2 separate regions of the Homo sapiens genome follow, and region 1 is linked to region 2. The links are chromatin loops, found by intact Hi-C in ENCODE. Cell type or tissue: HepG2. All regions are shown on one strand. Links, peaks and the distances in the headings refer to the core of each region. The heading gives the core; the rest is flanking DNA.

What was found. Peaks named below come from ENCODE experiments on the same cell type or tissue, not always from the same donor. Only the 100,000 strongest peaks of a DNase experiment are listed, where the experiment ranks them.
Region 1: it touches region 2 in a loop (2.1-fold over the local background); 1 of 110 quality-filtered maps calls a loop at or near these places.

The regions. Positions count from the first base shown.
Region 1 is chr2:145,776,058-145,778,878 of GRCh38, reverse strand. No RefSeq gene overlaps it. Among named protein-coding and RNA genes, the nearest start is that of LINC01966, 900 kb to the right of the region's middle. In HepG2, for the core only: no CTCF peak of the experiment used is centred there; a DNase peak (open chromatin) is centred at 1,318.
Region 2 is chr2:145,844,350-145,847,170 of GRCh38, reverse strand. No RefSeq gene overlaps it. Among named protein-coding and RNA genes, the nearest start is that of LINC01966, 960 kb to the right of the region's middle. In HepG2, for the core only: no CTCF peak of the experiment used is centred there; DNase peaks (open chromatin) are centred at 1,040 and 1,430.

The sequences.
Region 1 (2,821 bases), core at 133-2,632, 68 kb after region 2:
CAAAAATTATGATGAAGGTATTTCTTTTAAAAGCATGGTAACACTATAATAAGCTAATATTGTAGACAGTATTCTGGATCTTGATTTCTAAGAACTTTGTGTCTGAGATTTCCCAAGTGTCATAATGTGCTTTGTTTTAGAGGTTTGACTGCACCCCAAAATTTAGGTCTGATCCCAGCTTTGCCACTTACTAGCTGGAGAATTTGGGGAAGACTCTTAACCTCATCTGCCTTAATTTGAGTATCTAAAAAAAAAAAGTGGGAATAATAATAGTGAAACTCCCTTCGCAAAAATTATATCAGTGAGATACTTTTGGCAGTGGGGGAGAGCCAGTCTAACCAACCACAATTCTTGCCTTTAGCTTTCAAGCTGCCTTAATTATTTCTGGGCTTAGGAAGAGCTAACTTTGGAAAATATTTAGGTTATAGTTTAAATGACAATAGTCATTCTCCTAAACTCAACAGCTTTTATAAATCTAATGAGAGACTACCAAGCTAGGGGGAGGAGAAGAGCATGAATTCTTTTAAGGTGTGGAATGGTCATAAAATATGAAACTTCTCCAATCACTCCTACAGATAACCACTATTGTAGATTGGACTTTTGAGGTATCTCTTCTGGGTTTTGCATGTCTAACACCAATAGCACCAGTAGCTGACTCAGCTCAAGAAGACAGCTTTAACCCCCTATGATTTCATCTCTAACCCAACCAACAAGCAGAAAGCACCCATTTCATAGTCACCCCCACTCCTTTCCCCAAACCATCTTTGAAAAACCCCTAACCTATAAGCCGTCGATGAGATTGATTTGAGTAATAACTCCGTCTCCTGTGTGGCCTCTTGTCAATTGAACTCTTTACTACAGTGCCATTGTCTTTATTTGGGCAGTGGCAGGAAGTATCCATGAGGTGGTTACAATAGTACCAACCTCAGGATTGCTGGGAGAAGTTAACTCATGCAAGACACTTAGAAGAGTGACAACACTTGGTAAAATACACAACAGCTATTTATTATTATTTAATAAAAACAATCACTGTCAGGTGTGAACTGCCTATATTGTGCCTTAAAGAGGTATGCAGTGGCAATCCTATAAGAGGAGAGTCAAAAAAAGGTCTTAGAACTCAGATTTATCAGTGAGATGTAATAAATTTAGTAACATCATTATTCCAAATCACATTTTCTACTGTTTCAAGCAGAAAAGACTACTTTTTTCAAGTGTGAGTTATCTGACAAGAGCCTTCCTCTGAATATTTACTTGAATGTCACCTAGGAAATACTGTTTACAATGACTCATCATGCTGGACATGGAGGGAAGACCCAGTGTTTCACTGAAACTCTCCATAGATCTTAGGGTATTGTGGTGATGTTCTCATTTCCTCTAGACACATCTGGCTTTGAGCTTTGGACTTTTCTGAACTAATTCATTTCATCACCTGATCCCTAGACTTTTATTCCATATTGTATCACACGATAATGACTACTTTTTCTAGCTTACCTCTGTGGTTCACATCACGTGCCCTGAGTCCACATCAGATTTTAGCCACTGAGTGGTAGACCATTCAGCTTCACCCCAAACCTAAGATCATCCCATTTTAGGCGCCGGCATTCTGTCTTTCTGCATTCTGTCACAAAGTCTTTTGTGGCAATGTGGGGGCTCATTGACCTGGACACAAGTGTCATCTATAAATAAAGAAGAGCTAACACCTCTAAGATGACCCTCAACCAAAGGGAAACAGGAACCTGTAGGCAGAGTGCTCCACGCTCCTGTCTTTCCTTACCATCCTGCACATTTCTGTGAGACTAGGAAGGAATGAAGGCCCTAGTGTATACAGTAGAGATCTCAATGATTCACCCTTACTCTGTTTTCCTCCTTCCTTTTTAAATTTTCTCTGCTTCTTAGAATCAGAATTTATTTATCTAAAATAAATTAACTACCTGGACACAAGTTATTTTTCCACATGGGCTTTGCCTCAGGGAGTACCTAAACTGAGTTATTCTTCCAAATTCTATTGACACAAAATGCTGGCTTAGAAGGCTTTTCTTTAAGAATGAGGACTGCAGGGGGAATTTATGTGAGAGAATTGCAAACCAGTTAAGGCTGAATAATTAGACACTCCTGTTCTTAAAATCACCCGGACTCCTCCATGACTGGAGACTCTCAACTGGCAGTATCTTACCACAGGCTCTACCCTTCTGCCAAGATGTATGGCTCACTCTGCTCCTCCCTAGACTTGGTCTCTTTCATCTCCCACCTTCATCCCCTAATCCCTCTTAAACTTACAAATTAGCAGTTTATCTATTATTGGTTTTCTTGGTTTATTGTAGTGTTGGTCTGCGAAATATTTTCCCGAAGTTTGTTATCTCAATGGAAGAAATCTCTGGGACAAGAGGTTGAAGTAACAATACTTCCCCTATTAGACTAGCATTGTTTACTAAACGTAGAAATTCTAATAGGGTACCCAGTAAATGGGACTTGTTTTTTTGTTTGTTTGTTTTTTTCCAAAAGAAGTTTCTAAGAGATACTAAGCAAACAGGAGCCATTATATTAGAACAGAAATTCTTTGATTTTTTTCCCTCAACATTTGGATGGTTTCCATTATCTCAGAGGGTAATACTAATTCTTTGCTGACTCAGAAAGACTTTTCTAATTTTCGGAAATATATCATAACAAGGAATGTAGTGCTTTTACCAAGACTGCTTAGTAAAATCCATGAGGTTGCTAAAGGTGTGACTCTCCCAGACTACAAATCTTTAACAAGCACCTAAACATAATTGAGCATATAGTTTTAAATCTCTTCCAATTTCTTCATTGAGTTTGCAGTTTT
Region 2 (2,821 bases), core at 69-2,568:
ATGTTGGTTGTTAGGCATATGTGATATGTTTTGCTTTGTCACCTGGCAACCAAAAGATTTTTGAACTTTGCCAAAATCCAAACTTTCGGGACTCTTAAGCTGCTTAATTTTTATATTCATAAAACACAATCCATGGTATATTTTTGTTTGGAGAGCTAATTGCATAAGACTTCTTGAGTTGTGATAGATTTTGCTAAAAGATGTTTAACCTCATAGTTATCATGTCAACTTCAATTCATATCAGATTCCATGTTAGTTATTTAGACCTGCATGAATGACAAATACTAAAAGTCACGTATATTTCATGTATTTATCATGTCTTGAAGGAGCCATGAAAAATGAACAGAGAAGCAAAGGATGAGTGTTCTAATCTTGCTTGGCTCTGTTGTTTAAAATAGTCTTGAGACTTCAGAAAATAATGAAATCCCTTTGATCCCATTTTCTTCATTGGTAAATTAAGGAGATGCACTTAAAAATTTCAAAGAGTTGTAAAAAAATTTGAGGTTTATGTTTTCTTTTTAAATGAGAGGAATATCAAAGATGCTCAGTCTAGAGGCACATGGGTATACAGGCCTTTCATTAGTACCCATGTTTTGTCAATCTTTGACCCACATTCTATCTCAAAACCCTCCAGCATGCTCTGATATATATGAAGTACTTCTAGAATATAAATTCCACTGAACTTTTACAAAGTATTTCTATATTCATGCTTACTGATCACCATCAGAGATATTCAGTTATTTTTCTTTTCTTCTATGTTTAAAAATTTGCTAACTCTTTCCCCTTGTTCCATTTGCAGTATGTTCCTGGGATAAATCATGGTACTTTCAATTTAACTTGGTTACCTGGATTTTCACAAACAATGCACCATTCTGAAAGACTGAACTAAACGGAGGAATCAATTGTAATTGGCAAAGTTTCCCTAAGTACTATGTTGATAACATCCTCAAATAATACCTCATATAAGGAAGGATAGTTTTGCTATTTTAAAGTCCAATTTAGTAGTGCTACATTGCTGACTGTGATGTTCAAAGATATGGGGCATATGAGTAAATATTTGTCACTGGAGACCATCAGCCCATGGCGAAATAGACACCAGAACGCTACATAATTTGTGTTTGTTCAGAGAAAAGACTATTCATGTTTTTATTATCCTAATGATTAAAAAATTGCTCTTGGTGCTTGTTCCAGTAAGAGAAAAAAAATGTTCTTAAATGCTAAAACAATAGTAGCTTCTTTGGTGAGTGATGTGCCACTTAGTAATAATGCAGTGCATTTTGAACAGATCTGTAGTTTTTCAAAGACAAACATCAAATAGGAAGAAAAAGGTTATGTCACCTTCACCCTCACAGTACTGTCATTTATATGCTATCAGCTCATTAAATTCACATTAGGATACTCCATGGGACTTGAGTTGCTATTAGTGCACCTAAAATGGCATAACAAAATCTCAGTTCACTTTAAGAGAGATGGCATTGCGACATTTTGTATTTCATCACTGAATTATTACAGTCTCAGATGCATTCTGCTGTGATGGTAATGGAAGGAGGAGTACAAGAGAGGAAAGCTGTCCATTTGTTGTTCCCCAGGGAGAGAAAAAGCAAAGTTTGATTAAAAAAAAAAATTTAAGGAAGTGAAAGTAAAGCATTAACAATTTAACCCCTGTATCTAGGCTGAAAATACACAAGTAAAGGCAAATGTTACATTTTGAGATAGACTTTATAGGACTTGTTTATTTACTTAAGTAAAATGACTATATTGACTACTCGGGAGCTTGTTTGCTTAGTTGTTTTATGTCCACAGGTGCATGACCATCTGGACTTCATATTACCTTTCAGAAGTACTCACCAGTAGCAAATCACTGTCCTTTTCTATTATATTTTTAGCAGTTATATCCTTATGAAAAAAATATGGGTAGCCTCTCAAAGGTAAACAATTCCATGATAAATATGAATATTGATAGTTATCTCCATGATCTCAGAACCTTTCCATTATGATGAAGAAAAGCTTATTATCTCCTATTCTGAACAACTTGCAGTTATACAAGATTTCATGAAATAATTTTACACATTTTACAATAATAAAATTGCACACTTGTCAAAAAATAGAGACACCAATGGAAAAAGCTTGAAATAGCAATGGCTTACACAGCATACAAGAATTAGTGTTGTTCTCAAAACCAGTAAACTTATGAGAATTTTGAAGTATATTCTACCAGCAGAATTAAGAGAAGTATACGGTTGACATAATATGCTTTTACATATAGAGAAATAAATGTGTGTTTATTAAGAAATGAAATTGTATAATAACACAAGCATGCTCTCTTCTAATGATTACTTCTCAGTGGCAGAAACAGAATTTGAATAGAAGAAACAAGATTAAAGTCTTCATCCCACATCTTGAATGTTTGGACATACTAAACACAATATTTCATAATTGGGAGTTTATATTACATGTGGAACATGTTTAAAATTACAGTTCAGAATATTTAGATTTCATGACTATTGCTTTCATTTGTATCATTTGTTACATAAAGTAAAAAAATGTATCAAATATGTGAAATATAAATACCTGCTGCTTCCGAGTAGACTTTGGTTGTAGTTACAGCTCTGTTGCTGGGTGATTGGCAGCTGTAACATAAAAAAATTAAGGGGTTGAACTAGACAATCGTTAGATTTCCTAAAATTCTCTACATCTGTGTCTTACAGGAGACATCAGAGTGTTGGAAAAAGAGACCCAGTAGGAGTCCAGGCTGTTGGTCTTCACCCAGACCAAAATTAAGAAACCTAAATTAGTGAGTAATTTACTCTAGGCCTTAGTT